Linked DNA regions of Homo sapiens: regions 1 and 2 are each linked to region 3. Evidence: chromatin contacts called from ENCODE Hi-C data. All regions are on one chromosome and are shown on one strand. The core of a region is the stretch at or near the end of the contact, and the rest is flanking DNA. Distances in the headings are between cores, read along the strand shown. Region 1 holds the start of XRN1 (5'-3' exoribonuclease 1). Region 2 holds the start of GMPS (guanine monophosphate synthase). Region 3 holds the start of SERP1 (stress associated endoplasmic reticulum protein 1).

What was found. Hi-C counts contacts between places; a loop is a spot of excess contacts on that map. Pooled maps may share reads with other maps.
Region 1: a map of CD8-positive, alpha-beta T cell shows a loop between it and region 3 (15-fold over the local background). The contact joins the promoter of XRN1 here to the promoter of SERP1 in region 3. A Hi-C loop is called at or near these places in 2 of 168 maps with a recorded cell type or tissue (CD8-positive, alpha-beta T cell and naive thymus-derived CD4-positive, alpha-beta T cell) and 5 of 50 pooled maps.
Region 2: a loop to region 3 is called in a map of CD4-positive, alpha-beta memory T cell, with 10 times the contacts of the local background. The contact joins the promoter of GMPS here to the promoter of SERP1 in region 3. A Hi-C loop is called at or near these places in 2 of 168 maps with a recorded cell type or tissue (CD4-positive, alpha-beta memory T cell and naive thymus-derived CD4-positive, alpha-beta T cell) and 10 of 50 pooled maps.

The regions. Positions count from the first base shown.
Region 1 is chr3:142,446,040-142,449,871 of GRCh38, forward strand. XRN1 (5'-3' exoribonuclease 1) reads right to left here and starts at 1,998. Exons shown (of 41, transcript NM_001282857.2): 1 at 1,831-1,998. The coding sequence starts at 1,905. It overlaps ATR (ATR checkpoint kinase), which reads right to left. Exons shown (of 47, transcript NM_001184.4): 47 at 3,196-3,563. The coding sequence ends at 3,390. RefSeq lists enhancers at 1-183, 1,716-1,995.
Region 2 is chr3:155,869,157-155,872,559 of GRCh38, forward strand. It overlaps GMPS (guanine monophosphate synthase), which reads left to right and starts at 1,494. Exons shown (of 16, transcript NM_003875.3): 1 at 1,494-1,741. The coding sequence starts at 1,715. RefSeq lists enhancers at 939-988, 1,528-2,287 and a silencer at 1,129-2,348.
Region 3 is chr3:150,544,972-150,548,521 of GRCh38, forward strand. It overlaps SERP1 (stress associated endoplasmic reticulum protein 1), which reads right to left and starts at 1,525. Exons shown (of 3, transcript NM_014445.4): 1 at 1,081-1,525; 2 at 732-807. The coding sequence starts at 1,164. EIF2A (eukaryotic translation initiation factor 2A) reads left to right here and starts at 1,816. Exons shown (of 14, transcript NM_032025.5): 1 at 1,816-1,859. The coding sequence starts at 1,832. RefSeq lists enhancers at 1,036-1,666, 1,112-2,311, 1,584-2,123.

The sequences.
Region 1 (3,832 bases), core at 748-3,247, 8.1 Mb before region 3:
TTTTGAGTTTCATGGGGATAGCATGTCACATGGTTTGTTGTAATTGTTTTATGGATTTTAAACTTTGGTTTCTAGTTTCTCTTTCTGTTTTTACAAGATGATTCAGAGAAACTGAAAACCTATGCTACTGAGGCCACACCACTGACTTCCCGTAACTTACTTCTTCTCCCTATCCTTCCCGCCCAGGACTAGCTTTTGAATGCCTGTGACTTATTTAGGCATTACCATCTTTAAGTTCTACTTAACAGAGAAGCTGATAACCTTTGGTCTCTTTTTAATCAAACATTTTTGAAAGGTATCACAACAATGAACCAAATTTTAAAATTTATTTACAGTGAAATTTAAAAATAATTCTCCTCCCAGTTTCTATATAAAGCTTTCACAAAACCTATCCTTAGTGTCCATGTCATAAAACTGCATTAAAGAGATTTTCATTCTTCAGTAACAAAATTCCTCAGGATGGAGAGAATCTAAGATATTTTCACCAAACCAAATTCTGTGCCACAGACTACAGAATAAAAATATTACTGAACAAATTATGTATTAAATCATCACGAATAACAATCGCATTATTTTTGCACTTTAGAGATAAAGTGACTGATATATAGCAGGTACTGACTGAAGGATGCAAGAAAAGCCAAAGTTGGTTGTCTCCATTTCTGCAATGTACTGGTTTCCTTTTTAGCCCTCCCCGGGGGAAAAAAATACCTCTCTAAACCTAACTCAATCTATGTTTCAAATAAATTCAAGATAAGCTAACCTTGGAAACTTTTTGTAGTCTATTTCTCATCTACCAAATCTGATTGGAATCCAGCAACAAAAACTCCTTTCCAGAAGTAAACTACCTTCATGTTCGTAAATGCCGATTAAACCATAATTTAATAGGCTATTTACAATACTACCCATCACAACTGATTCAATCAGCTACACAAATTTCAAGCTTTTTTTCTGTAAAGCATCAGAAAAGAGATCAAATTCATTAAATGTGACAAACACCAAAGTATCACCCAAAGTCTAGTTTACCTAATAGACGACTGCTTTCTCCTCTCTTTCCACAGTTCCAATATATAAACTACGTTTTCGGAATCTACACATTAACGTTGTCCTGGGGTCAGTACATGCCAAATATTATTAGTAGTATTAATGTTCTATCAATTCGTTTCCCAACCCCCTCTGTCACACAGTGAGGCCTCCAAATAAAAGGTCCTACGCCCCACTCCCCAGCTGGCCCAAGAGTTTTTTGTTTTGGCAACAGGGGATTGGTGCTGCTTTTGAAATAACAGAAAGTAACAAAAGGCATCACCAATATGACCATCAGCCACGTCGGAAAGTCTAGGCTCCGGGGGCCGGGTGGGCCGCGCTCTAGATCAGGGAAAGTAAACAAGGTGACTGCGTGCGGAAGCGGCTGTTATCGTCTGTAAGTGGGTCTGCCGCTCTGGGTGGGATGGGGGAACCTACGAGGACACCCACTCCAGCTTCGCAGCCTCTGTAAGGAAAAAGGCAACTTGCAGCTCCCCGGGAGGAAACCGGAGAACAGTAAAAGCGTTCTTTCCCAGGACTTCATTTCGGAGTCGCGGAAGGACCAGCAGAAGCAAGAGCTGTCAGAGAAGCCGTGAACCCAGCGGCTCTGTCCACACACAGGCAACCTGCGTCCTTAGCCCCTTTCGGCTCATCCGGGCGTCCTCAAACCTTCCGTCCCCCTCCCTAATGCCACTAATCGTCCAGACGACGAGGGGAAAGAGGTGGCTCGAAAGCCCCAGCTCTAAGGTGGAGAGGGCCGCGGAGCCCCGGGTCCTCGGCTTTCTGAGCCGTTGCCCCTCGCTCACCCACCTGATGCTCTTTCACCACTTCGCTGAGACAGGGATACCGCTCTGAGATCCATCTGTAAAACTTGGGGACTCCCATTTCGATCGTCAACACTAATCCCAGTCAGGGCCAAACCGAAACCAAACGCCCCGCCGGGGCTCCGCCGCAGCCTCCGGTCGTCGCTCCGCGGATGACAACACACCGCCCGGCCGACCATAGAGAGCGCCCGGCGGGCCTAGAGCGGCAGGATCCGAGGCCGTCCGAGGGGCGGGGCTTAGCCCTCCGGGCCTCGCGCGGCCGGGGCCGCGGTACTGTCCAGTGGCGGTCAGGGAATCTGCGGAGGTTTGCTGGTGTGTTGCAACTTAGGGGCGAAAATGCCCCATGATAGAGTTGTGCTTTCTAAGTGGATTTGGAAGTGGCATGAAAACCGTACGAAGGTGTGGGAAGGGTATCGAACACTGATTTTTGTTCCGCTTGTCTCCTAGGGTTGCTAATCTCAGTATTTTTCATTCAGATTTCGAAAGATCTGGTGATTTACTTGGCTTAGTTTGTTGTTTTGTCAATAATTTTTTTTCTCTGAGGAATTTAAACTTACGTTTCTTAATACATACGTTTAAAAACGTTCTTTTCCAAATTGTTCAAAAAAATTTCCCATGTACCCGCCCCCCGCAACTGTTAACATAAGACCTTGGATACGAAATCATTTAATGTTTAGTTTTGACATTCTTGCATCCGGGTTTATCATATTTTTCCCCATCACACTTTCAACCGCACAGCAAAGGAGAGTTCTATCAACTTAAGTGAAATTATCAGTTTTAAATGTAAGAGTTTTCCACTTATTTGAATGTATTAACCCGTTACTTTGTATTTAAGTCTTCTGGATGAAAACTTACAGAAAAACCTTAAACATTTAATACTTTTTGGATTTTAAGATCTCAGGAAATGTTAAGTATCGCTGTCTTTCATGACCACTGGATTCTGCATTCTGGGACTGCAGTATGGCAGCATCACACAAATTACAGAATGTTTATTTCGTTTTCACATTCACGCTTCTTGGCTTATATTTTTTCCCTATCACACTTTAAAACAAAGTTTTATTAAGTGAACTTAATGATATGCTATTTATATTTATATATCTCTCTTACTAGACTGTCACTTCCTGGAGGGCAGGAGAGGGTAGCTCTATGCACAAGTCTGGCACAACGCCTTGCCCACAGTATTTATTCCATATAATTTTGTTCTTCAAGTGAATCCTTACAATAGCTAGGACTTTTAAAAGGAAATCAATAGAAGTTGTAAAATGAAATTAGACTTGCTTGTTTCTTGCAAATATAGTTTTTGACCATAAGAACACATGATATTCTATTTCTCCAATTATAATGCACAGTATGTATTAAGAAAGCAGTTTATTTCTTAATAACTGAATGTATATTATTTTACATATAATTAATGATCAGAGAGAAATAACAGTTGCTGAGAACGTAAATTTATGTTGTACTTTAGAATTGAACAGATACAACCACAGATTCATACCAAATGCATTACTTTTAGATTATTAACATATTCTTTTACATAATTTCATTTCACATATATGGAGTCCAACCAAGATACATCTGGCATAGTAAGTTTTCATCAGTAGCTTCCTGTATAAGGTAATGCACATGTCCTTCAATAGATAACGGCAGTCCTGTCACTCTATTTCGAGTCTTGATTACACCTTGTAGTCGCTGCTCAATGTCAAGAACATGGGTCTTGGCCTAAAAAGAAGAAACATAAAACCAAAAACAGATGTTAATAATTTGGAATTACTACCTTTCTTTATATTTTGACATTTAATAAATGTTAATACCATTTTACTGACCAATACCCCTTTTGTAAGAGCAAATACAGGAAAAGAAGAAATTAAACAAATACAGTTAGCTTGTGATACTGATTTGGAGGCTCGCAAGATTGATTCAACATCAACTGCTTGGACATGTTTCTGGACTACGTGAAATACCAGGGAATTATTTACACATTACAATTC
Region 2 (3,403 bases), core at 244-2,743, 5.3 Mb after region 3:
TCATGATGTTGGCCAGCCTGTTCTGGAACTCTGACCTCAGGTAATCCACCCGCCTAGGCCTCCCAAAGTGCTGGGATTACAGGTGTGAGCCACCACGCCCAGCCTAGAATATATTTAAACTAAGCATTGTTTAAGATAGATGGGACTTAGCCAATCCTTAATGCCAGTATATCACATCACATTCCACTCCATTAGGGGTGGATGTTTATGTAAGTTGAGGTTCTCCTATTGGTTACTGCACTCTTCTTTAGATTGTGCATACAGACCTACCCAGAGAAGCCAGTATCCATGGCTTTGGAGAGTTCAAATATTCAATTTTCCGTTCAAAAAAAGGTAAGCGAAATACTTAAGTCTCAGGCCCACTAGGACCTTAAGCCTTTCGTTTTTGTAAATATTTCACTAATAAACTGTCTACACTTTCCCAGATTGGGCAGGCCTTACATTCTATATATACTGAGAGGCACATTATCTCACTAAGCCTCAATTTCCTCATTTGTAAAAAGGATAAGAACATCAATCCTACCTTACTACTTTCACGGGATTGGTTAAAGTTAGCTTTTAAAGTATTTTCTCACTCTGGCTCCTTAATACCCTAGCTACAGTCTGACACAAGAATGACTGCAGCAAAATGTTGGCTGTATTATAATAAAAATATTTGTGGAAAGGCTTTGTTAGCTGGAAGCCATCTCAAGTATTATTCTTTATACCCCAATCTCGATTTAGGCCTCTAGGTAACCAAATTCAAAGTAACACCTCATCATCATGATGGTTGCCAAGGGGTAGGTGGAGGGACTGCAGCCCCTTCCCCACAAACAATTCCAATAAAAACACTGTTGTGCAAACAGAGCTTCACGACCAGTTCCCTGGGCCAGCTGCTCACCAGATTACCACTCCCAAACTCCCTTTTCTTTGGAAATACTGCACCTGCTGTATTTGTGGGGAGCTGTATAACTTTTGAAGTATCTAAGTGATCAGTTCCTACAATGACATCCTTGAGATATGGCCACGGAACTTTCCAAAGCAGCCTTGGCCTCCTTCATGTCCAGCAACCTGAGATAAGGCCACGCCACCGGCTAAGAGTTCCGCCAGGGGCCCAGCTCTCAGGAGGCCTCTTCGGTGCCGCCAGCCTCCCGAAGTCATCCAAGGTAGCAGGCAAATCCGGCAGCAGCAAACTAGCTCGGATTCGGCTTCGGTTTTTCTCCTGGCCGGCGCCACAGGCCCCTCCTCCGGGGCGGGCTCCTCGGTGCGAGGGCAGGAGGGGCGGAGCCGGTGGATGCCGCGGGCTCCTCCTCCCAAGGGCGGGCCGCGGGAGACCCGGCCGGCTTTGCCGGCGGGGACCGGGCTGGGGGCGGGGCCGGGCGCCGCGAGCCCCTCCTCTCGAGGGCCGGCCGGTTTGGCGGCGGCTGCGGAGGGTATCTGAGGCTCGGCTGCCAAGCCGAACGGGCTCTGGCTCCTCCCAGTGGCCGGCCGGGGCGGAAGCAGGAGGCGGGGGCAGCGTGCGCGCTGCTGGTCTTCTCTCCCGCGGCGCTGGGGCCCGCGCTCCGCTGCTGTTGCTCCATTCGGCGCTTTTCTGGCGGCTGGCTCCTCTCCGCTGCCGGCTGCTCCTCGACCAGGCCTCCTTCTCAACCTCAGCCCGCGGCGCCGACCCTTCCGGCACCCTCCCGCCCCGTCTCGTACTGTCGCCGTCACCGCCGCGGCTCCGGCCCTGGCCCCGATGGCTCTGTGCAACGGAGACTCCAAGGTCAGCGTGGGGGTCCCTGCAGCACCGCATCCCGGCGGAGGCGAGGCTCCCGGACCGGGGAGCCACCCCGCGAGGCCCTTCCCCACCCCCTTCCCCCAGCCCGTCCGCGCAGCCCTGCGCCCCGGGCAGCCACGCGTCGTAGAGTCCCTGGTCGGGGCCTGTGGCATGTTTTATCTCGGGAGCGGCGATGCTTTGTTGATCTTGTCTGCGTGTCGAGGTCCGGGCGTCGGGGAGGGCATCAGCTCCCCGCGGCCGCGTCGCTGGCCCCCGCCTCCCCCGCGCCGCTGTGGGGCGCAGAGCCCGCGAGCGCGGCGCGAGGGTGGGGGTAGGGCGGCGAGCGGGCTTGTGTGTCTGCGTGTCGGGGTGGGGGCTTCCTCGGCTCCCACCCCGTCCCTCTGGGAGGCTGGGGGCCCGTTGTGGCGATCCCGGGGCCCGCCGAAGGCAGGGCAGGGTCGGGGCCTCCTGTGCGGCGTTGGAGCTGGGCCGGCCTCTGGTCTTCCCGCCACCCCGTTTCCCGCCTGCCCTCGGCGAGGCCCGCTCCATTCCCCCCGCCAGCCTTGGGCTCCGCGGCGGTTAGGCCGGTTCTGGACGAACCCCTCGGAGCTGCACTGTCTTCCCCCTCCCCCAACGCCCCTGCAGGCCCGCGTGAGGGCTGGTGGCCCCAGGGTCGCGCACTCCGTTCTCCCTCCCCGCTTCCTTCTCAGAGAGGAAAGGGTGTGTGTCCAGGTCCCGCCCCCGTCCAGCTTGCTCCCTGTCGAGCTTGCTGGTTTGCGGGGTAACCCGCTTCCCCGCCTTTGGGGTCCCTCCCCGGGACGCGAGCCGTGCCAGCTCGCCCGAGGCCTGGGCAGTCCGGAGTTCCGGAGTGCTGGAAAAGTTGCCGCCTTGACGTACCCGGCGGGGAGAGCACGTTTGACCGCTGCTGCTCATCTCTCCTCCAACTCACTTTTCTTAGACCGTTCCTCTTACTTTCGTCCCGCTTTTGAATTGGGCACCTTCGCTTTCACCTCTGTATTAAAATTTTCATTGGCCTGGAGTTCTTTCTGACCTTCACTAAGTCAGTTTTGCCAGCGGGAAACCGTGCAGTTTTGAATTGCGATTTACTTCATTAAGATACACCTCCTCTGTACGCTGTTGAGGGCCTAGCTTTAGGAAAAAACTTAATTAAATTTCATTCGGGGGGTGGGATTGTATACTTCGAGGTGGATTTGGTGCTCTACGTCAGATAGTAGTGCCTTGTTCAGGCAGAATTTTAACATTCTTTTTAAAAGGTGCTGCTCAAGGGTCACATCTTAGGAGGTCCTCTTGAATGGTTGCTTAGCACCCGGTAATCATTCAAAAAGTATTTGTCGAACAATGAGTAAAAGATTATAAGGTAGCTGATTTTAACTCTTTTAAACCAAGGCACCAGTGGTGCTTAGGTCCAGGGAGCTGTTAAGACACACAAACCTTTAGTTTCTGACCTAAGGAGCAAATGTAAACCCCATTGTCCAGCTCTTTCCCGATTACTAGTCGACTTGCAAAGCATTTTTCTGCCTAGTTTTGAGTCTTACAACTCATTGGAAAGATTCATCTTTATGCTGATAGATGAAATAACTGGTGTTAGAAGGACTGAAATTTAATTTATGGGCTTTGAAAAATATATAGTGCATTTGAGAGGAGTAT
Region 3 (3,550 bases), core at 275-2,774:
AGTGAAACGTTAAACAGAAATCTCAGTAATTTTAGAATGTGGAAAACAAACATCTACTTCAATATTAACAGCTTGCATATTAAAATGATAAATGAAGAGAGGAAAGACCTTTTTTTTGTAATCTATTTGCAAAGGCAAGTGTCTGTTACTCTTAGGGGACAGCAGGCTACCCCGACACTTTTTTTTTAAACCATGTATCAAACGTTTCTTTTATTAACCTAAAAACATTTGACTCACACATTAAAATGCCAATCAGGTAATTTCCTCTATAGTGAATCAATTCTTTGCACAAGCTTTATTTTATAAAATATACTCAATTTTGACATTAAGACATTAGATTCTGGTATATGTTAAATCAAGTTCTAACATCTATAGTACATATTTATAATTTTCTTTGCAAAGACTGATAATGGAGTTACAAAACATTCTAAATTCTCATTTCGTTAGGTTTTGTCCGGTCTTAACATTTATTCCAACTGGATCATTACCAAGACCTGACCTCCTTTTTGATCTCCTGTGAGTACAAATTAAGCTGGGAGAAGTTTCTGGAGCACCACCCTCTGTGCATATGTGGAACAAGTAATTTGGTTCAGACGAAACAGAATTATGTGGAGTCCTCGGCAGGTGGGTTGAGAACTACGCAGGTAGGACTCACTACTGACCGGTCACCACGTCATCCCAAATCCTTTCAACCCAAGACTCTACCTGATGGGAGCCCCCAAGCCACTTACCAGAACCACAGACAACAAAAATGAAGAGAGCCAATAACCAGGGTCCTACAGACGCCTTCTCTTCGGGGGCATTTCTCTGCAAAAGCGAAAATCCACCATTTCAGATGCAGAGAAACCACTCGGACCCCAGGCTCCCACGCCTGCACGCCGGTCGCCGGCCCCCTCACCTCACAGGTCTCCCCTTCCGTTCCCGAGCCCCCACAGTCTGGCGGTTCGCAGACTCGGGCCCCTACCCCTCCACGGCACCAGCCCACGGTCGGCCGGATCCGGGAGAAAACGCGACGCGGCCCCAGGGACCCGGACTCAGCTCCGGCTGCGGAACGCAGAGGGGCGCCCGCTCTTTCCTTACCGAGGTCTTGGCGACGTTGCCGCGCTGGGTGATGTTCTTGCTGTGCTTCTCGTTGGCCATACGGATCCTTTGCTTGGCGACCATCTTCGCGGCGCCACCACCTGCCCCGGCCACCCCTCGGACTCGCTCACTCGCCTGCCTCCTCTGGAGCCGCTGCGAGGCTCGGCTCGTGGTGCCCGCGCCGCCGGAGCGCCGAGGTTCTCAGGCCAGACGCTAGCTACGGCCGCTGGGCCTGGGCGCCGCAAGCGCGAGGTCTGAGCACAAGCCGGGCGCCGGCCGCCGACTGACTGACCGAGCGGGGCAGGTGCGCAGGAGGAAGAGAACTGGCCGCCGGGTCGTTCTCGCGCCGCCGTCGCCGCCGCTTTGGCCGCCGCCGTGAGCGCGGAGTGAAAGAGGAAGGAAACGCAACGCAACAACGGGAATGTGCAGCCCGCCGCCTCGATCTACTTTGGGTTCGGCTGCCAACGTCAGCACTAGACGGACTCCGCCCCGCGGAAGTGCGCGCCCCTCCCGCTGGAGAAGGAGGGCGAAAGCAGGCGCACCCTCCCAAGCTCTGTCAAGCGTCGCCCTAGATTTGCGCGTGCGCGTTTGGGCGCCTTTTCCGCGTCACTCCGTAACCGGAAGTGAATTGGCCCCGAGGCTGATGGCTCCGGAAACACCAATTCGCTGTCTCCACGCATGAGGAGACGTGTAGGGGCCGGGTTCGGCCCTGGTGAACTCTCACCCGAGCGGTTTCTCTTTCCGGGACAACATGGCGCCGTCCACGCCGCTCTTGACAGGTGAGTTCTGAAGAAGCGAGGGACTCTCTTTCTTCAGACTAGTTTCTTATTTTTGTCTTTGCCTTTGAGAACTACCCGAGGAGCCGGGGAGTCTGATCTGCCTTTTCTTGTGGCTTGCGGAAAGGCCAGACTGTTGGCTTTCTTGATATAGCGTGGCAATCGGAAGTGAAGTCTCCGCCTCTGGGCTTTCGTATTCCCCCTCCCTTTCACCCATCCATCATTCTTGCCTGCGGATTCATCTTCTACAGAAATAGAAGAAGGGGGAGAAAAACAATGTGCTAGTTGAATTTGTGACACATGGGTCTGCAATACTGGTGTTACACGGGCCCTTGTGAAGTCATTTAGGTCTACAATAAGAACAAAGACAAACATGAGTTAGTCCTCTAGAATGATCACGCACTTTAAATACACCTGGACTTAAGTAATTCCAGATTCTGGCCTTCCTGCCTTAATGAGGTTTGTAGGACTGAATAGGGAGAGTGGAGCTGTAATGCAGGTTTCAAATGATGAAGGTGTGGTTGGGAGAGGGTGTAGCAGTGAGCATGATAGAGATATTCTAGCAACATTTGATTTTGAAATGGTTATGAGCATATTAGAAATAGAACATTAGAGGACTCTTGAAATTTTGAAGCTAAAGACTGTAGTGTTGGAGGAGATAATAAACTTAGATTGGAAAATGCTGGGGAAGTTGCTTTACTAGGGTGTGGCTAAGAGTCTGCATATGAGTATTACGTAAGGAAAAGAGAGTCGGGAAGGAAAAGAAGGTTTTGGTTAAGTTCTGATAACTATATAGAAGGAAAAAGTCATTAAGAGAAAGGTTGTCTGCATTTAAGGAGGGAGGCTATTCCCTCCCTTCCCCCCCGCGAAAGGAACCTTAAAACATTTTTGCACTTTTTGCCAGTCTACATTTCTATTTTTACATTTTAAAATCTTTGTTATTAAGCGCCATGCCCACTGATGCTCAGTCTGTCTTCTGCAGTTTAGTCATCATTTATCAAACGCCGAGTATAATCTTCTAGATAATATACCAGGCAAAGACTGTTTAAAAGGCAAAGTTACATAATAAATTTTTTTTTAGGTTTGTAAAGGTAGCTTGTTATTCACAATTTTTAATACTAAATGCTTATTTGAACTCTAATGAAAAAATTACATTCTAAAATCTGATAAATAACCCCTCCTTTAAAAATGCCTACAGTAGGTAGTTCCTCTCTGCTTACAGGGTAGATTCCATCCTATGTAGCATAGTTATGTAACCATTTATAATCTTTGAATTGCTCTTGAGACTCATTTATTTCCTTGCCATCCCATCTTATTTGGTGCTCCATCAATACTGAACTGCTTCTGAGTCCCTTTGAACAACCTGTTTCTTCAGTCTAGTACTATCCTATGCCTCTTGTTGATTTGGCAAACTCTTTTTCATCTGTTGAAATTAAAATTCATTTTAGATATCATTGCTCTGTGAAGCCTTTCGTCACTCTACCCAGATAGAGTCAGTCACTTCCTGGGCTATTTTTGTACCTGAAATATATTTGAAATTTTATTTCACTTACTAAGTAGGATAATTAGACATTCACTTGCCTTTCTCCCCTGCTAGACTGTGAGTCCTTCAATGTCAGCGACAGGGTCTTATTCATATCTGTCTTCTCAGTACTAGTGCAGTGCCTGGTAGACAATAGATACTCTAAATCAGG